Linked DNA regions of Homo sapiens: region 2 is linked to region 1. A link is a loop called in an ENCODE intact Hi-C map of the cell type or tissue named here. Cell type or tissue: PC-3. All regions are shown on one strand. Links, peaks and the distances in the headings refer to the core of each region. The heading gives the core; the rest is flanking DNA. Region 1 overlaps ITGB3 (integrin subunit beta 3). Region 2 overlaps CDC27 (cell division cycle 27).

Region 1 (11,174 bases), core at 3,009-11,008:
CACCTTGTTTAACGTTTTTTATGGTGAGACATTTGAAATTTACTCTTAGCAGTTTTGAGATATACGATATATTATTATTAGCTATAGTCACCACACTATGCAATAGATCTCAGAAACTTGCTGCTTTTGTCTGACTGAACCTTGTACCCTTTGAACAGCATCTCCCCATCCTGCATCTCCTACCCGCCCCGTCCCTTTCCAGCCTCTAACAACTATTCTACTGTCTACTTCTATGAGTTTGACTTTTTAAGATTCCACATATAAGTGAGATCATGTGGTATGTGTCTTTCTGTGCCTGGCTTTTTTCACTTAGTATGTCCTCCAAGTTGATTCATGTTGTCACAAATGACAGAAATTCTTTTTTAAGGCTGAATAGTATCCATTGCATATGTTGATTCATGTTGTCACAAATGACAGAAATTCTTTTTTAAGGCTGAATAGTATCCATTGCATATGTTTACTACATTTTCTTTATCCATTCATCCATCGATGGACACAGGTTGATTCCATTATCTCAGCGATTGTGCATAATGCTGAAATGAACATGGAAGTGCAAATAAGTCTTTGATATACTGATTTCAGTTACTCAATATATGCCCAGAAATAGCATCGCTGGATCATATGGTAGTTCTATTTTTAATTTTTTGGGAAACCTCCATATAGTTTTCCATAATGGCTGTAATAACACTAACAGTGTAAAAGGTTTCTCCACATCCTCAGCAACACATTTTTTTCATCATTTTGATAATAGCAATTCTTTTTTTTTTTTTTTTTTTTTTTTTTTGAGATTGAGTCACTCTGTTGCCCAGGCTGGAGTGCAGTGGCACAATCTCAAATCACTGCAACCTCCATTCCTGGGTTCAAGCAATCTTCCTGCCTCAGCCTCCCAAGTAGCTGGGATTACAAGCATGTGCCACCACACTTGGCTAATTTCTGTATTTTTAGTAGAGATGGCGTTTCACCATGTTGGCCAGGGTGGTCTCAAACGCCTGACCCTCAAGTAATCTGCCCACCTCAGCCTCCCAAAGTACTGAGATTACAGGTGTGAGCCACCACACCCAGCTTAATAGCCATGCTAACAGGTGTGAGGTGATATTGTAATCTTATTTTGCATTTCCCTAATAATAGTGATTTTTTTTTTCGCAAACCTGTTGGCCATTTGTATGTCTTCTTTTAAGAATGGCTGTGTCAGGCTGGGCATGGTGGCTCACACCCATAATCTCAGCACTTTGGGAGGCCAAGGTGGGAGGACCGCTTGAGCCCAAGAATCTGAGACCAGCCTGGGCAACATAGTGAAGCCTCATCTCTACAAAAAAAAATTTTTTTTAAAAGTCTATTCAGATTATTTGTCTATTTTTAAAATCAGGTTATTTGCTTTCTTGCTACTGAGTTTCTTGTATATCTTGGATATTAACCTCTTGTCAGATGTATAATTAGTAAATATTTTCTCCCATTCAGCAGGTTGTCTCTTCACTCTGTTAACTGTTTCCTTTGATGTGCAGAAGTTTTTAGTTTCATGTAATTCCATGTGTTTATTTTTTGTTTTCTCGCCTGTGTTCTTGAGGTCATGTCCAAAAAAATGCCCAGACCAATGTAGTGGAGCTTTCCGCCTGTTTTCTTCTAGTGGCTTTCTTCTATTTTTTCTTCTAGTAGCTTTCCCTCTATGTTTTCTTCTAGTAGTTCCAGTCTTACAGGTAAGTCTTTAATCCATTTTGACTTTTGTATACGGTGTGAGATAAGGGTCCAATTTCATTTTTCTACACATGGATATATGGTTTCCCAACAGTTTTTATCAAAGAGATTCCTTTCCCCATTGAGTGTTCTTGGCTCCTTATCAAAATTCAATTGTCTGTAAATTCTGGACTCTCTAGTATGTTCTATTGGCCAATGCATCTGTTTTTATGGAATACCATGCTGTTTTGATTACTGTAACTTTGTCGTTTATTTTAAAGTCAGGGACTGTGATGCCTTCAACTTTGTTTTTTTTTTGCTTTTTTTTTTTTGAGATGGATTCTGGCTCTGTCTCTCAGGCTGGAGTGCAGTGGCACAATCTCGGCTCACTGCAACCTCCACCTCCTGGGTTCAAGTGATTTTCCTGCCTTAGCCTCCCAAGTAGCTGGGACTAGAGGCGCGCACCACCACGCCTGGCTAATTTTTTTGTATTATTAGTAGAGACGGGGTTTTTTTTTTACCATGTTGGCCAGGCTGGTCTTGAACTCCTGATCTCATGATCTGCCCGCCTCGGCCTCCCAAAGTACTGGGATTACAGGCGTGAGCCACCACACCTGGCCCAACTTTGTTCTTTTTGCTCAAGATTGCTTTGGTTATTTGGGATCTTTTACGGTTCCATATGAATTTTAGGATTTTTTTATTTCCATGAAAAATAACTCTGGAATTTTGATAGGAATTGCATTGAATCTATAGATCACTTTGAGTAGCATGGGCATTTTAATTATATTAATTATTCCACTCCAAGAACATGGGATGTCTTTTCGTTTATTTGTGTTTTTTCCAATTTCTTTCATCAGTGTTTTTTAGTTTTTAGTATAAAGATCTTTCACTTTCTTGGTTAAATTTACACCTTTTTTGTTTCAGTTTTGGTTTTTGCTAATATAAGTAGAATTATTTTCTTAATTTCTTTTTTGGATTTGTTGTTGGCCTCTAGAAATGCTGCTGATTTTTGTGTGTTGACTGTGTACAGCAATTTTACTGACTTTATTAGTTCTAACAGTTTTTTGGTGGAGTCTTTTGGGTTTTCTATATATAAGATCATATTGTCAACAAAGAGAAAATTCCAATGCTTCCTTTCCTATTAAGATGCCTTTTATTTCTCTTGCTTAATTATTCTGACTAGAACTTCCAGTGCTATGTTGAAAAAAAAAAAAGCAGTAAGAGTGGGCATCCTTTTCTTGTTCCTGATCTTAAAGGAAATGCCTTCAACTTTTCACTGTTGAGAATGTTAGCTGTAGGCTTATCATATATGACCTTTATTGTGTTGAGGTACGTTCCTTCTATACCTAATTTGTTGAGAATTTTCATCATGAAAGGATGTTTAATTTCATCAAATGCTTTTTATGTATCTATTGAAATGATCATATGATTTTTGTTTATGTGGTGTATCACATTTATAGATTCCCATATGTTGAACCATACTTGCATCCCAGGGATAAATCCCACTAGATCATGGTGAATTATTCTTTGAATGTATTGTTGAAGTCAGTATGCTAGTATTTTGTTGAGGATTTTTGTATCTATACTCATTAGGGATATGACCTGTAATTCTTTAGTGCTTTTTAAATGTATATAGTTTATCTCCCCAAAGATTCTGAAATATCTGAGTGCTGAGACCATGTCTTTTATTTTTGTAAATACCCCTCAATCCACCCTCCATCACCCGCTTTCCCACTCCCCACGCCTGTTGTGTTTAAGGATGGTACCTCGGAGTACTGTTCAATCAGGCAAAGACTCTCTAAAGATTTTAAGAGTGGCTGGGTGCAGTGGTTCACGCCTGTAATCCCAACACTTTGAGAGGCCGAGGTGGGTGGATCACCTGAGGTCAGGAGTTGGAGACCAGCCTGGCCAACATGGTGAAACCTCATCTCTACAAAAATACAAAAAAATTAGCCGAGCGTGGTGGCGGGTGCCTGTAATCCCAGCTACTCAGGAGGCTGAGGCTGGAGAATTGCTTGAACCCGGGAGGCGGAGATTGCAGTGACCCAAGATCTCGCCACTGCACTCCAGCCTCGGTGACAGAGTAAGACTCCGTCTCAGAAAAAAGATTTTAAGAGTATGGCTCACAGGTCCTCTCATTCAAACAATAGGGCTTCTAAGAAACTTAAGGTCTTTGTCCTTCAGCAGAAGCCCAAGGTAGAAAAAGACATATCTCAAAGGTATTTGCTGCCATGGCTTTTGTCTCCTGGACTAAAACCCAGTAAGATTCACAGTAGATTCAAAAATTGTTTTAAGAGAATTGTATTGTCAGAAATACTGTCAGCTTGAGCTGAAAAAGAGTACAAAAAGGAAAGGGGCCTTTGGACCCTTTCTACAAACGCATTTCTACAAACAGGAAGCAGGCTAAGAAAACTATTTAGGTCCAAACACATCTCCCTTTCACACAAAAAAGGATGACTTAGAGGATAAAACCAAGAGCCCAGAAGGTGGAACCAAAAGCCATAGGGAGTTATTCCCAGGCTTTGAGTGTAGAACTGCAAACCTGTACTCAAATGGATTTCAGAATTGCTATGAACCAGTGACTTCTGTGCACCTTGGTTTCCACCTGTTGGAACAGGAGTGTCTATAGCAGTTATCTCCCTGCCCCTGCTGTTTTACATTGGTTGCTGTGGGGAAAGGAGCATATGACCTTTTTCTTTTTGTTCGCAGAACTTCAGATTGAAAAGCATGTACTTGAGTAGCTGTATTTAAGGAATTACACCCAAGAAGTCTCATCTTCCCTGGACTTACGTAGAGGATAAGATTCTGAACTTTGAATTGATGCTATAATGGGATAAGACTTTGGGGCCTTAGAAGGGGTAAGTTTATTTTGCATGTGGGAGAACTATAAATAATTTGTGACCAGAGGGTTGCCTGAGGTAGTCTTAAAATATGTCCACAAACACTTTGATATTTGTATTCATTTCCTATGCTGTGGTAACAAATTACCACAAACTTAGTGGCTTAAATAGCACAAATTTATCATCCCAAGTTTCTGGAGGCCAGAAGTACAAAATGAGCCTTACAGTGTTAAAATCAAAGGCTGCATTTCTTATTGAGGCCGTGGAAGAGAATCCATTCTTTGCCTTTTCCAACTTCTACGGGCTGTATACATTGCTTGACTTATGGCCATATCAGTCTGACCCACTTCCATTCACTCTCACTCTGGCCCCCCTAACTCCCTCTCTTTTTTTTTTTTTTTTTTTTTTTTGAGACAGAGTATTACTCTGTCATCCAGGCTGGAGTGCTGTGGCACAATCTCGGCTCACTGTAACCTTTGCCTCCTGGGTTCAAGCGATTCTTATGCCTTGGCCTCACAAGTAGTTGGGATTACAGGTGCGTGCCACCATGCCCAACTAATTTTTTTGTATTTTTAGTAGAGACAGGGTTTCGCCATGTTGGCCAGGCTGGTCTCAAACTCATGGCCTCAAGTGATCCAACCACCTCAGCCTCCCAAAGTCCTGGGATTACAGGCATGAGCCACTAAGCCCAGCCCTGACCCCCTCTTATAAGGACACTTGTGATTACATTGAGCCTCCCCAGATAATCCAGGATGATTGCCTCATCTAAAGATCATTAATTATGTCAACAAAGTTGTTTGTTCCACGTAAGGTAACATATTCACAGGTTCTGGAGATGGGGATGTGGCTGTCTTTGGGGGGCAATGATTCTGTACACAATGCTCCTCCCTTCAAGAGGTGGCATCTATTTCCCTCCTCTTGAATGTTAGCTGGATTTAGTGGGCTACTTCTAATGAATAGTGTATGGCAGAAATTATGGTGTAACACTTACAAAACTAAGTCATAAAAAAATTGTAGCTTCCTCCCTGTTCTCTCTTGGATTACTCCCGCTGGGAGAAACTAGCTGACATGTCATGCAGACACTCAAGCAGTCCTATAGAGATATCCAAGTGGTGAGGAACTAAGGTCTATTGCCAATAGCCAGCATGGAATTGATGCCTCCTGCCAACAGCCATGTGAGTAAGCCATCTTAGAAAAGGATTCTCCAGCCCTTTTTAGCCTTCAACCGACTACAGCCCTGGCCAACAGTTTGACTCCAACCTCATGAGAGTCTCTGAGCCAGAACCACCCAGCTAAGCCATTCCTAAATTCCTGACCACAGAAACAGCAAGATAATGTTTGTTGTTTTAAGCTACTAAATTGTGGAGTAATTTCTTATGCAGCAACAGATAACTAATACAATCCCCACTGGGTGTGGTGGCATGCACCTGTAGTCCCAGCTACGTGGGGAGGTTGAGGTGGGAGGATTGCTTGAACCCAGGAGTTCGAGTCCAACCTGGGCAACAAAGCAAGACCTTACCTCCTTAAAAAAATTTTAAAAATAAATAAAATAATACAATCCCCAAGGTCACATATTGAGCTATGAGGGCTACTTAACTTCTAGGTATTAACTCTGCATTCCCGCCTGCAAGATGAAGGAAATGGAGAAAAGTATGTTCCTTCCCTTAAACAGCATTTACTGGAAGTTGCATACACCTCTTTCATTTACATCTCATTGTCTATGAGATGGACATGGCACATGTAGCTACAAGATTTTTGCATGCTCTTTGTATCTAGCAACTTTACTAAATTTGCTTATTAGTAATAAAAGAATATTTATTCTGGGCAACCATGTGCCCAACTAAACAGCAGAAGTTCTAATATTATGTGAGAAGGAGAAAACATACTGGGCACAATCAGCAATCTCTGTCACAATGGTGAGTGTAAGGGTCAGGAAAGGCAAAGTCCAGCACACACCCATCAACATTTTTTTCCAATTTCTTAACGAAGTATTTCCATTGGCCACCAAAGCGATATTTACACATCATCACTGTGATCTCTCCAAAGAATCAAGCCAATTCTGTATGAGTCACTGGAAAATCCAATTACTATACTAAAATGAAATCAATTGTGAAACGTTTTCCTTACAAGTTCTTATTGGGGACACTGCTAAAGAATAATTTAAAATGGACATTTTGTTTAAAGGCTCCTAAATTTTCTAAATGGTGCTTTCTGTGAGCAATCTTTGATGTGTCAGAAAATATACAGCTGATGAAAGTGTTTCCTTTATGCAAGGAGTTGGAGGGGCTTCATTATAACATTAGCAGCCTCAAGGAAGGCAGTCATGTTCCTGACCTCTTCATTTTCTTTTCACATACAAACCATTCTTAGGTAGCCACATTAAGTGGATTTTTAAATTTTTATGTAATGATATACTTAACCCTAATCACAAGCTTCTAAGACTGCCTCCTTGCATGTTTTAACCAAACTAAAACAAATTAGGAATATATACTTCCATAAATATATTGTATTATAAAACCAATTAGAAATGATTTTTAAATGGCTTATTTGCAGAGCATACGTTATGGTTCCATTATACTGTGAAAACTGAGTAATTCCCAGGCAATCTGCTTGTAATTGGTCCCAGTGGCCATTAGATGGCTCTGTTACTGTAGAGTTTGGACTACCGAAGCCAAGCGTTAAAGGATTACAAATGTGGCTTGACATATAGCTTTTCATCTCATTTTACATAAGATCCTCTATTTTCATCCAGACATTTAGTCAGCAGTTACCAAGACGTAAATAAAACATAGTGAATCTCACAAGATTTCACCATAAAAGGTCTCAGTCTATGTTCACGTAATCTCTTAATGATGTCATGTATTGTATTATGCTCAAAAAATGTACATTATGTTAGGAATTTAAGACTCAGGCCAGGCACCGTAGCTCACACTTGTAATTCCAGTACTTTAGGAGGTAAAGGTGGAAGGATTGCTTGAGCCCAGGAGTTTGAGACCAGCCGGGGCAATATAGTGAGACCTCATCTCTACAAAAAAATATGTATTTAATTAGCCGAGTATGGTGGCATGTGTCTGTAGTCCCAACGCTTTGGAAGGCCAAGGCAGGAGAATCCCTTGAGCTTGGGAGGTCAAGGCTGCAGTGGCCATGATGATGCCACTGCATTCTGGCAACAAAATGAGATCCCGTCTGAAAAAAAAAAAAAGGACTTAAAGACAAAGATTATGTTATCAGTGTTCTGTAAGGTACTTCAGTCCCACACTGTTGGTGTTCAATAAATTTTAAACAGCCTTTTGGCTGTAAAGTAAAAAATTCTAAGTATTATTCTAGCATCCTATAGGATGATAATGTTAATAATTAAGATTTTGATCCTATCTCCTGTGAATAAATTCTGTAAGAATATTTCCTTGCTTGTGTCTTAGTACACATAAAAAGTATCCTGTTAGTTTTTCCCCAGGATTCTATTCTTCCAGTTTTTCATGGGAATTTGTGGTCATGAGTGAAAGCAAGATACCCAAGATCATTTAACCTGGAAAATAGGTCAAAGTAGATTTTCATTTTGTGTGGGTGGATATTTCATCTTCTGAGTATGTCAGGCAAGGTTTGCTATTAACTGTATATAGTAACTAAGCTGCCTTACTATAAAGTTCTTTCTAGGCAAGAAGGCTAAATATGTGATTCCTTAAATCAGTTGTTCTTAAACTTGAGCATGAATTAGAATCACCAGGGAGGCTTCTTAAAACAGATCATGGGTCCCCACTCCCAGATTTTCTGATTCAGCAGCTGTGGGGTGGGGCCTGTCAATTTTCATTTCTAACAAGTTTCCAGCTGATATTGATGTTGCTGGTCTTGGGACCACACTTTGACACCCACTGCCTTAAATAAAATTTAGGCATTTAAATGGTCCTGTAAATAATTTGCCATTAAGCTATTATTTTATCCATTTATGCTTCCTACAAACAAAATCTAGGCTACACTGGCAGTCTGTTCTTTTGAGGTTGCACAAGTTCCTAAATAATACCCAATTAAAAAAAAAAAACCGCAAACTCTTAGAACAGTAATAACCTACTCATTTAAAAAATATTAAGTCTAAAGAGGGCCGGGCCTGGTGGCTCACACCTGTAATTCCAGCATTTTGGGAAGCCGAGGCCGGCGGATCAGTTGAGGTCAGGAGTTTGTGACCAGCCTGGCCAACATGGTGAAACCCTGTCTCTACTAAAAATACAAAAATTAGCCGGATGTGATGATGCACACCTGTAATCCCAGCTACTCAGGAGGCTGAGGCAGGAGAATTGCTTGAGCCCCGGAGGCAGATGTTGTAGTGAGCAGGGATCACACCACTGCACTCCAGCCTGGGCAACAGAGAGAGACTCCATCTCAAAAATAAATAAAAATACAAAAATTTGCCAGGTATGGTGGTGGGCGCCTGTAATCCCAGCCACTCGGGAGGCTGAGGCAGGAGAATCTCCTGAGCCCAGGAAGCAGAGGTTGCAATGAGCCGAGATCGCGCTCACTTCACTCCAGCCTGGGCAACAGAGCGAGACTCCATCTCAACAACAACAACAAAAAAATCTAAAGAGAAGCTCTGGATTCTGAAGCTAGCTTCAGTACCCATAGTAGTCATCATTCTGTTACATTTGGAAACATGCTTGTTCTAAAATAATCATTTCTGAGTCAATGACACCTATTCTTTTCATCCAAAGGAAACAGAAATAACAACACAGGAAGCACTGAGCAGCCTTAGGCCAATTCTTTTTGGAAAGTACATTTAATTTACTGTTGCACAAACCCAAACAGAGAAGGTGGTTAGGAAGTGAGGAAGGCACTTAAGAAATTTCAACCACAGCCGGGGGCAGTGGCTCACGCCTGTAATCCCAGCACTTTGGGAGGCCGAGGCGGGAGGATCACGAGGTCAGGAGATCGAGACCTTCCTGGCTAACACCGTGAAACCCCGTCTCTACTAAAAATACAAAAAGAAATTAGCCGGGCGTGGTGGCAGGTGCCTGTAATCCCAGCTACTCGGGAGGCTGAGGCAGGAGAATGGCGTGAACCCGGGAGGCGAAGCTTGCAGTGAGCAGAGATCGTGCCACTGCACTCCAGCCTGGGTGATAGAGCAAGACTCTGTCTCAAAAAAAAAAAAAAAAAGAAAAGAAATTTCAACCAGGAATACTTAACAAAGAAAAAGAGGCCTTTGGACCCCATTAAAATCATGGATGACTGGCCGGGCACAGTGCTTCACACTTGTAATCCCAGCACTGTGGGAGGCCGAGGAAGGTGGATCGCCTAAGGTCAGGAGTTCGAGACCAGCCTGGCCAACATGGTGAAACCCCGTCTCTACTAAAAATACAAAAATTAGCCGGGTGTGGTGGCGGGTGCCTGTAATCCCGGCTACTGGGGAGGCTGAGGCAGGAGAATGGCTTGAACCTGAGAGGCAGAGATTGCAGTGAACTGAGATCTTGCCATTGCATTCCAGCTTGGGCAACAAGAGTGAGGCTTTGTCTCAAATTAAAAAAAAAATCATGGATGACCTGGGAATCTCAGAGAAGTAAAGAACTGACTCCTAATATGGCAACTTGTCAGGAATATTCAAAGTTTTCCGTTATTGTCCACAGATCCTGAGACTGGACATAAATTTTCTCCAAAAGAGCTAGACACAATCCCTTTGTGCCGTGTTATCTGATGCCAGAACACTGTTTAGCTGTTCACCCCACAGGCCAAAACTGCTATTTGCTACCTCATGAATGCAGCTACAGGTTATCCCCACATATTGACAAATAATATTGGTCTTCAAGACCTGTGAACTTCATTCCAGTAGCTCAGACAAGATTCCTGATTTGATTCACCTGTTAAATACATTTTCTTCCCCCTTTGATACAGTTTCTTCATATAAAACATCTTATCTAAAGAAAATGTCCCATTAACACTCTCATGGACTCTGTCTTAGTAACTGAAGATTATAATCACAGGCGTGAGCCACCACACCTGTCTTAGTAGCTGAAGGTTATAATTACAGGCATGAGCTTCCACACCTGTTCCCTGCCACTATTTCTAAGGACTTCTTGGATCCATGACTATCCCTCCCCGCCCCCTATTTATCCCTCTACCATACTGCCATTCCCTACAGTAAGGAGTAATCCATGGGTGAGACAGGGCTCAGTCATTGCCCCATATCTAATTCCAAGGCTTATTCTCAATGTTAACACAATAATACAGAATAGATATTTCAGCTACTTATGGATTCCTCTTCCCTAATATGTGGATGCAAATGTGTGCAAAGTGAAGAAAGAAATAATAACTAAATGAAGCTTAAGTGCTACATCAGGAGAGACGTAACTATTAACAAATGTTGGAAAACGGGTTTGGAGAGAGGATAGAATGAGACTTTCATTGAGAAAGGTGATATGGAATGACATCTGCTCTTGCCAAAGCCAGGTCTCTCAGATCTCCCAACTAAAAACACAAACAGTATCAATATCCCAGAGAATCTTAACCGCACATTTGATGACACAGTAAGTCCCAGCATCTTAGAATGTTGATACTGAAAGAGACCTTCAAGACTGGCTGCTAAAATCCCATCATTTCTCAAACTAGAAAACAGCTTTAAGAAGAAGAAAGTGACTTGCCTTAATTAAAGATTATTTAGCTGTAACACTGAGGCCAGAGCTC
Region 2 (10,190 bases), core at 526-8,525, 200 kb after region 1:
ACTTTGGGAGGCCTAGGCAGGTAGATTACGTGAGGTCAGGAGTTTAAGACCAGCCTGACCAACATGGTGAAACCTGACCTCTACTAAAAATACAAAAAATTAGCTGGGCATGGTGACACATGCCTGTAATCCCAGCTACTCCAGAGGCTGAGGCACGAGAATCACTTGAACCTGGGAGGCAGAGGTTGCCATGAGCCAAGATCACCCCACTGCACTCCAGCCTGGGCAAGAGAACAAGATTCTGTCTCAGAAAGAAAAAAAAAAAAAAAAAAAAGTAGAAAAAAAAGTAGAAGAACATGAATGGCACTGTGTTGTCTTGATTAAGAGAAATGGCTTCTGAGAGTCCCAAGGCCAGACTAGTCAGTTTTTTACAGACTAGACCTCCATATGCCAATTAGTTAAGGTGACTGTGGACAGTTGTAAAGAGTTGATATAACTCAATTTAAAATCACTGTAAATGAAAGTTAATTAAGCAGTTTATAATCCATTTAATCCCATTATCATTGCTCCAGTCAGAGTGATATTTATTGGAAACTTACTACCTGAAAGATAGAAGCAAGGAATTCTGAAAATAATGTCTGATTATATTAAAAGGAACTCAAAAGCTGGTATGAGTTCATCTGTAGGAAGAAAATGTCCTACCCTTAGAATGAGTTTAGAGCACATAAATCAGGAGCCTAATTTAAATTATAAATATTTAGAATTGTAGAGGCTGGGCGCGGTGGCTCACACCTGTAATCCCAGCACTTTGGGAGGCAGGTGGATCATCTGAGTCAGGAGTTTGAGAGTAGCCTAGCTAACATGGCAAAACCCTGTCTCTACTAAAAATACAAAAATTAGCCAGGGGTGGTGGTGGGCACCTGTAGTCCGAGCTACTCAGGAGACTGAAGCAGGAGAATCGCTTGAACCTGGGAGGTGGAGGTTGCAGTGAGCCAAGATCGTGCCATTGCACTCTAGCCTGGGTAATAGAGTGAGACTCCATCTCAAAAATAAATAAATAAGTATATATATAGTTAGAATTTTATAGTTGAAGCTCACAACTTAATGAAAAATGTAGTGCTGCTGTTTATTTTTAGGTTTACAAGAAGTTAGGTCAAACGCACCTCGCCCTGATGAATTTCTCTTGGGCTATGGATTTAGATCCTAAAGGAGCCAATAACCAGATTAAAGAGGCAATTGATAAGCGTTATCTTCCAGATGATGAGGAGCCAATAACCCAAGAAGAACAGATCAGTAAGTATCATACATATGATTTTGAGTATTTAGAAAGTTACCTTTTGCATAAGGATTTGTAGGCTACTCTTTTATTTTATTTTTCTAACCATGGTGTTTTCATTATACCAAATGGACTTTTAGGGAAATTGAACAGGGTGATGTAATAACAAAATGCATATAAAGTCAGATAATGAGTCTCTGTTCTGGATCTAGTTTGCTGTGTGACTTTGACAAATTCATTGCTAAGTTTTACCTGGACCTCAATTTATGTTTGAATATGTAACCAGTACTGTTTTATCTGCTTCATAAAAATGTAGTTTTTTAAATAACAGAATGGAGAAATTTCTGACAAGATAAATTCTGATTAGATGCCTTTGTTCCAGAAAACTTGGTGAAAGGCTTTAATTAAAATTATAAGCCATGGGGCCAGTCGCAGTGGCTCAGGCCTGTAATTCCAACACTTTGGGAGGTGGAGGTGGGTGGATCACCTGAGGTCAGGAGATGACACCAGCTGACCAACATGGTGAAACCTCGTCTCTACTAAAAATACAAAAATTAGCTGGGCGTGGTTGCGGGCGCCTGTAATCCTAGCTACTCGGGAGGCTGAGACAGGAGAATTGCTTGAACCCAGGAGGCTGAAGTTGCAGTGAGCCGAAATCACGCCATTGCACTCCAACCTGGATGACAAGAATGAAACTCTGTCTCAAAAAAAAAAAAAAAGTATATATATGCCAGGCATGATGGCTTGCGTATGTAATCGCAGCTACTCAGGAGGCTGAGGTGGGAGGATTGCTTGAGCCTAGGATTTCACGACTAGCCAGTGAGACCCTGTCTCTAAACAAATTTTTAAAAGTAGCTGGCTGTGGTGGTACGTGTCTATAGTCCCAGCTACTTGGGAGGCTGAGGCAGGAGAATCATACCACTTGAGCCCAGGAGTTTGAGGCTGCAGTGAGCTATGATTGTGCCACTGCACTCCAGCCTAGGTGACAGAGCAAGATAGATGATTGATTGATTGATTGACTGATAGACTGACCCCATAAACCTTTTGAAACTGAAGGTTATAGTCTGTGTTTCTGTGGACTAGCAGGGAGTATTCTTAAAGTGGAGTCAGTGATTGGAGGTTGGGGGAAATGTCAATTTTTTTTTTTTAATGTCTCAGAGAACTAGCTAGTTGTAATTCCTAGGGCAGGAATAAGGAACTCATTAGGAAGAGGCAGTTTTGGTAGTTAAAACTTAAAGGTAAAATGCAGTAAGCTAATATCAGACCTATTATAAAGTTAGGAAACTTGAGTTGCATTTTATTAAAGGATATGAGGATTTTTAAGGGCCTTTATTTAGGGTTTTATCTCTCTGAATATAATACAATTTTTCTTACTTGTTTTCATGAACCAACAGGACATATTTGTCAGAAAACTTACTGTGGACTTCTGTTTTATTTTTAAAGTGGGAACAGATGAATCCCAGGAGAGCAGCATGACAGATGCGGATGACACACAACTTCATGCAGCTGAAAGTGATGAATTTTAACTTCTGGAAATCAGACTTTTACAACTGGATGTGTGACTAGTGCTGACGTGTTTCTTGTCCCTCTGTATACTGAGTCTTTACTCTTGAGCTGGCGGTGTCATCGTCCGTCACTTATACCATGAGTGTGCCACTTTCATTGGACCCTGACTGTATACAGAATGAAAGGCAGTGCAATATTTAGCTGCTAACAAGACTGGCTCTTTTACCAGTATGAATGACAATTTATGGGGGGTAGGGTGGGGAACTTTCTTTTCTGTTTTTCTTTAATCTCCCTTTGTTGGAAAGTATCATGAAAGGAAGAGTTATGCTTTATCTTGAAGGAACCATTAGATATGGAAAATAGTGATGAACCAGAGTTTCTTGGTTGCTTTTTCAAAAATTTGTTTTTATTTGGTTCTGTTCCTGATAAACAGAGTAACTGACCTTCATTTCTAGGTTCTTCAAGAATGGTGTTTGCAAGTGCCAGATGGAACAATAAAAGACGTTGCCTATAACAGTGACTTGATTGCCAAGGAATGTAAATTACCTTAAACTTGCAGTATCTCCCATAAACAAATGTAATGGGCATATTGGGACTCGTATGTAGGAATCAAATATCCCTCCATACAGTGTACTCTTATTCTTGGCAAGAATGCTTTAATGTCTAACCAAGAATTTTAATTTATTCATCTTGCTTCAAAGTGTTGATCATTGTTGTCTTGGTATTGCAAACTTTAAAATTGTTTCTTACCATATTGCCTCTTCTCTTTGAGCTCTGTGGGATCACCTTTAACATTCAGAGATGATAGAGTGGTTCCCCACTGAGAAGCCAAAACAAGGCCCTTAATAACCCCTTAAGTTCACCATATGAATCAGAAGGAGAACACTAAAGTGGAGAGACTTTTAAGAGATCATGATAGTGAAAGCCTTAATATAATCAGAATTGTACCATAACCTTGAATCTATATTTGTTCAAAACATCCCTTTGACTTTTCTAAGTGTTTGCTTAAGCAGAGTGTAAGAATGTGTGGTTACCTTTGGTTGAGATCCTTTCCATTCTTTTTGACTCTCTGCTTCAGATTTTTTCAGTAGTGTGAGTCACCAAAACATTTACTAAGAGTAATTGGGTTTAGGATGTTGGAAATTTTTAGCTTGGGGGAAAAAACATTCTTATGAAGGAGATAGGTTCTCTTCTGAGTTTGTCATAATATAGATTGGTGTCTTTGGAAAATGGCCACAATTTTAAGAATTCAATTATGCATATAAAATGATAATTATTGGAATTCCACAGTAACAGATTTAAACAGTCTTAAATTGTTTATCTCCTTTACTGTAATGTATTGAAATTTTTAGAGAAATTTTAGTTGTTAACATTTTATTAAGTGCCAGTGTCAGAATATAACAAATTATAGTTTCTTATGAATGACAGGCCTACAGTTATTATTCTGGATTATTTGATGGAGGACAAACTTACCTGTATTTGTTAGTCAAGCTGTGAAAATAAGGTGGATTACAAAAGATGTGAAAAAAATTTTAGTCTGTAGACTCAGTAATTTTCTATAATTTACTGTTAATCTCATTTGAACATGGATTAGGTACAATTTATAAATTAATTCAAGTCAGGGTCTTTAGGTATCAGGTGCCAGAGAGATATTTAACAGATTTCCCTACCTAAATTTATGTATATGTACTGTCTAAAACAATACTTTTTTAAAAAAAAGGAACAGTTGGGAGAAAATAAATATAATGAAAAATTCCCAGAGGCTAGCACTTGGATTCTAACACGTATGCTATTGTATTATCCATTAGTTCTGTAATATTTAATTTTAGATTCTTTTATTTTTTTAATTGGCAAAGCACAAGGTGCTGTATAACAGTGTCATTTAGAGTTTTATAGAAAGCTTCAACCTGAGTTCTGCGTTATAAAGCCTGGAGAAAGCTAAGCTTAGAACATAACTTGCTGAAGTATAATTATCTTTTTGTAGCAGGAATTTATGTGCCAGAGGTGAGAGTCTTTCTGGTACTGATTTTTTGAGACCAAGGATAAAAGGATCGTTTTGTAAGACATGCCATGGCAATGGCTGGTTGGGGGACAGTTTCCGCCCAAGCTTGGCCTATTTTATTTTTCCTCATACCTACTTTCAAAGTCATTTAGGTATTTGAAGCCTTATTTCCCACGTAGTAACACTTTCTGGCTTTTGCAGTTTCTTTTTTTGTTTGGTTTTGTTTTTTGCATGGAATGGGGATCAAACAACCCGAAGAAGAACACATTTTGATCAAGCAAAATGTTTGCTTCAAATTTCAGAAGTTTATTTTACAGAAATTAAATTAAGTAGTTTGACATCCTTTTCTCTGTTTCACACATATATTAGGTTGGTGCATAAGTAATTGTGGTTTTTGCCATGACTTTTATGGCAAAACCTGCAATTACTTTTGCACCAACTTAATACATCTATATACATATATATATACGCGCACACACTTGTTCAGAAGTTATGTTGTGGCCTTGGATTTGTTTTTCCCCTTGGAAATGGTTCTTAACTCTGGGATTTTAGAAGGTTAGAATATTTTTTCAAGAGAACAGTGGTACTCAAAAGAATGAAAGGTGGTCCCTACATTTTCTGTATTCATCACTTAAAATTTTTAATTTTTCCGAGAACTACAAGTAACATTTGAACCATGCTGCTGTTGTACCTTAAACAAAAACTCAGTGATAACCAGTATTTAGTCTATTAAAAATGCTCTTTTTGAAGAAAAAAGTTTGGAAGTCTCTGATTAGCCAGAGTATAGTATGAGTCTTCACTGAGAAATATGGTGACCCATTTTCTTTGTGAAAACCTGGGAAAATGCAAGTGTGGGTATGAAGTGTGTGTTCTGTTTGCATTGAAACAATGTAATTTTGTGTCTTCTTTTTGCTTTAACTGACTTATTTCAGAAATTGTACAGTGTTGAGGGGGAAAGTCTTTTCTGTTAATATATTTGCAATTCATTAAAGGATATGGAAAATCCAAATAAGTTACTTTTGAAAGCAATTTATAATCAAGTTGTTAAAGCTATATGAAAGCTGTGCCATCTGTATTTTAATAAGAAGGCACAGAAAAACAGAGATACAGTTTTATGTTTCACAAAAAACTAGAGCAATGTTTATCTAATTTTTTAAAACTTACACTCTTAATATATTTATATTTTTAAACGGTCATACTCTTTTTTAGTATTATTTGGAATATCAAAATAAATACTATGACAAAAACAATGGTAATTTTTAGAATACCTTTTTTCAAACTACAGAAGCCCCTTACCAACCAGCAGCTGCGAATTTGCAAGTCAACTGCTTATTCTTTGATCACGTGATTTCTGAAATTTCTTCAAAAGGGACACAAAGGTTTTTTTGTTCCAATTAGAATCTATTTAAAAAGGTCAGGATCTGAAAGAAGTAAGATGTAGAAACTAAATTTTACTCTAATTTGAAATTTTTTTTTTTTTGGTATCTTGGAGAAAGTACAAAGAGCTGAAGGGTTTTATTCAGACTTGAAGAAAAGGCAGTAACAGGGAAAAACATGTGAAGGTGGGGTGAGCTGGGCAGTTCCAAGGGGAACAATGCAGACCTCATAACCTTCCCTAGGACCTGCCATTTAATGTCAGCTGAACAAGGATAAACAGCAGCTTAGACATGGAGCTATTCTTTGGCTTGTTTAGCTGACAACTTATGGTTCATGAAGGTTCAGTATAGGTTTTATTTTTCTTTGTAAGTGCAAACTTTGTTTAAAAGCTATGTTTGCTGAGATCCTGGTCTATGGATTGTGTTACTTGCTTTGTGGATGGTATTTTCAATTCTCATCACTAGAAGGTAGGTATTACTTCATTTTACAAAACAGAAAACAGGCTCAGCTATTAAATGATAAAACTGGGCACTTTTGGCATTAGTGTATGTTCAGAATCTTATATTTTAGTTTTGGACTTCCTCTGGAGGTTTCAAGTCATATTTAATGGTAACTGTAAGTTGTCTTCTCTAGCATTTTTTTAAAGACAGTCTCGCTCTGCCCCGCATCCTGGAGTGCAGTAGTATGATCATAGCTCACTGCAGCCTCGAACTCCTGGACTCAAGCAATCCTCCCACCTCAGCCACCCAGGTAGCCAGGACTAAACATGCACCACGACACCTGGCTCATTTTTTATTTTTTATTTTTGTAGAGTCAGGGTATTGCTATGTTGCCCAGGCTAATCTCAAACTCCTGGCCTCAAGCAATCCTCCCACCTCAGCCTCCCAAAGCACTGAGATTATAAGCGTGAGTCACCTCACCCAGCCCTCTAGCCTTTTTTTTTTTTTTTTTTTTTTTTTGAGATAGAGTTTCGCTCTTGTTGCCCAGGCTGGAGTGCAGTGGCGCGATCTCGACTCACCGCAACCTCCACCTCCCAGGTCCAAGCGATTCTCCTGCCTTAGCCTCCTGAGTAGCTGGGACTACAGGCATGTGCCACCACGCCCAGCTAATTTTTGTATTTTTAGTAGAGACGGGCTTTCCATGTTGGTCAGGCTGGTCTCAAACTCCCGACCTCAGGTGATCCGCCCACCGTGGGCTCCCAAAGTGTTGGGATTACAGGCTTGAGCCACCGCATCTGGCCCTCTCTAGCATTTTTTTTTTTTTTTTTTTTTTGAGACGGAGTCTCGCTCTGTCACCCAGGCTGGAGTGCAGTGGCGCAGTCTTGGCTCACTGCAAGCTCCCAGGGTTCACGCCATTCTGCTGCCTCAGCCTCCCGAGTAGCTGCGACTACAGGCGCTCCCCGCGACGCCTGGCTAATTTTTTTTGTATTTTTAGTAGAGACGGTTTCACCATGTTAGCCAGGATGGTTTTGGTCTCTTGACCTCGTGATCTGCCCACCTCGGCCTCCCAAAGTGTTGAGATTACAGGCGTGAGCCACCGCGCCCAGCCTAGCATTTTTAAATATAAAGTCTACTGTAGGCCAATATCAAGGTCCAGGTTTTACAGAGGAAACTTTATTATTAATCAGCCAGATCTGTTGTAGTATAGTCCTTTGTTAGGGCTTTGATCTATGTGCTGCTTCTCTTCTGCCACTGAAATTGGAATATATTTTCCCTCTTTGAGTGACTAGGATTTGCTTTAAAGTAGAAAGTTATAAATCTTCAATTTTCTTTCAGTTCTTGCATTTTTATTAACTTCCTCTATTGCAAGCATTCTTTTTTTTTTTTTTTTTTTTTTTTTTTTTTTTTTTTTTGGAGACAAGGTTTTGCTCTGTTATTCAGGCTGGAATGCAGTGGCACGATCACAGCTCACTGCATCTTCTACCTCCCAAGTTCAAGGGATCCTCCTGCCTTAGCCTCCCAAGTAGTTGGGACTACAGGCATGCCCCACCACTCCCAGCTAATTTTTTGTGTTTTTGTAGAGATGGGGTATTGCCATATTGCCCAGGCTGGTCTCAGACTCATGGGCTCAAGCAGTTCGCCCGCCCCAGCCTCAAGCATCCTTTTAATATTCAACACTCTTAGGAAAAATGTAGGCCAGACGTTGTGGCTCACACCTGTAATCCCAGCACTTTGGGTGGCCGAGATGTGCGGATGAGCCCGAGTTAGAGACCAGCCTGGGCCGCATAATAAGACCCCGTCTGTATTAAAAAAAGAGAGGGAGAGAGAAAAATGGGCCGGGCGCGGTGGCTCACACCTGTAATCCCAGCACTTTGGGAGGCCAAGGCAGATGGATCACGAGGTCAGGAGATCCAGGTCATCCTGGCCACCATGGTGAAACCCCGTCTCTACTAAAAATACAAAAATTAGCCAGGTGTGGTGGCGTGCGCCTGTAGTCCCAGCTACTCTGTAGGCTGAGGTAGGAGAATCACTTGAACCTGGGAGATGAAGGTTGCAGTGAGCCGAGATCGCACCATTGCACTCCAGCCTGTGTGACAGGGCGAGACTCCATCTCAAAAAAAAAAAAAAAAAAAAAAAAAAAAAATAGAAAAGAAAAGAAGAAAGAGAAATGTAGGCTGGGCACCGTGGCTCATGCCTGCAATGTTAGCACTTTCGGAGGCTAAGGGTGATGGATCACTTGAGCCAAGGAGTTCAAGACCAGCCTGGGTAACATAGTGAGACCCCCATCTCTACAAAAAATGGGTAAAAATTAACCAGGCATGGTGGAGTGCACCTCTGGTCCCAGCTACTTGGAAGGCTGAGGTGAGAGGATCACTTGAGCCTCAGAGGTTGAAGCTGCAGTGAGCCATGATGGCACTGCTGTACCCAGCCTGGGTGGCAGAGTAAGACCCTGTCTCAAAGGAAAAAAGAAAAATGTATTTATGGCCGGGAGCGTGGCTCACGCCTGTAATACCAGCACTTTGGGAGGCCAAGGCAGGCGGATCATGAGGTCAGGAGATCAAGACCATCCTGGCTAACACAGTGAAACCCTGTCTCTACTAAAAAAAAAAAAAAAAAAAAAAAAAAAAAAAAAAAAAAAAAAAATTAGCTGGGCGTGGTGGCGGGCGTCTGTAGCCCCAGCTACTTGGGAGGCTGAGGCAGGAGAATGGCATGAATCCAGGAGGCGGAGCTTGTAGTGAGCCGAGATCGCGCCACTGCACTCCAGCCTGGATGACAAAGCGAGACTCCGTTTCAGAAAAAAAAGGAAAAAAAAAAAAGAAAAATGTATTTATGACACTTGCTAAAGATCATAAGACACAATGGGGGGCATGGACATAGGTATAGGGCCTACTGCAATGGGGTCTTGCAGTAGGGGAGAGAGATAGGACTCTGATTTTAACAGGGACAAGTGGAGGTGTATATCCAAGGAACAGAATGGGGTCAGTTGATGGAAAATTACTAAGAGAAAACATCAAAGATAAGGGGTTTCTGGCTAAACTGACTTGATAGGATTATTGCTGGAAGCTGACTACATTGATAAGATATCAAAGATGGGAGATTTTTTCTAAAATGATTTAGCAGGATTTTTTTTTCAAACTATATTCTACAAGGACAGAGAGGGAAGCCCAAGGTCAGGCCTAATCAGAAAGGACTCAGAGGGGCCTGCCCAAAGTTTTGGTCAAAGGAGAGAATCTTGTCAACATCATCAACATAGAATTTTCAATTGAGAGTAAAAGCTGTATTTGAATCCCAAACAAATTCAGGGAAAGAAAAAGCTGTATTTGAAAATTCAAGGCCTTGAAAATGCAGAATTCAGTTTGAATAAGAAAGGGAATAATAGACCCAGTGCTTTGGGAGACTGAAGCAGGAGGATCCTTTGAGGCCAGGAGTTCAAGACCAGCCTGGGCAAGGTAGGGATACCCCGTCTCTACAAAAAAAAAAAAAAAAAAAAAAAAGGAAAAATTTGCTGGGCATGGTGGCATGTGACTTTAATCCCAGCGACTTGGGAGGCTAAAGTGGGAGAATCATCTGAGCCCAGGGAGGCTGTGGCTGCAGTGAGCCATGATTGCACCACTGCACTCCAGCCTGGGTGACAGAGCCAGCACTTTGG

The links. Peaks named below come from ENCODE experiments on the same cell type or tissue, not always from the same donor. Only the 100,000 strongest peaks of a DNase experiment are listed, where the experiment ranks them.
Region 2: it touches region 1 in a loop (4-fold over the local background); 2 of 110 quality-filtered maps call a loop at or near these places.

Annotation. Positions count from the first base shown.
Region 1 is chr17:47,311,827-47,323,000 of GRCh38, reverse strand. ITGB3 (integrin subunit beta 3) reads right to left here. Exons shown (of 15, transcript NM_000212.3): 15 at 9,258-11,174. It overlaps EFCAB13-DT (EFCAB13 divergent transcript), which reads left to right. Exons shown (of 3, transcript NR_110880.1): 2 at 4,381-4,529. Among named protein-coding and RNA genes, the nearest start is that of EFCAB13-DT, 6.5 kb to the left of the region's middle. In PC-3, for the core only: a CTCF peak has its summit at 7,145 (motif pointing right); a DNase peak (open chromatin) is centred at 7,160.
Region 2 is chr17:47,113,487-47,123,676 of GRCh38, reverse strand. It overlaps CDC27 (cell division cycle 27), which reads left to right. Exons shown (of 19, transcript NM_001256.6): 18 at 1,077-1,233; 19 at 2,660-5,974. The coding sequence ends at 2,742. Among named protein-coding and RNA genes, the nearest start is that of CDC27, 71 kb to the left of the region's middle. RefSeq lists an enhancer at 3,267-3,877. In PC-3, for the core only: no CTCF peak of the experiment used is centred there; a DNase peak (open chromatin) is centred at 3,786; H3K27ac peaks cover 689 bases.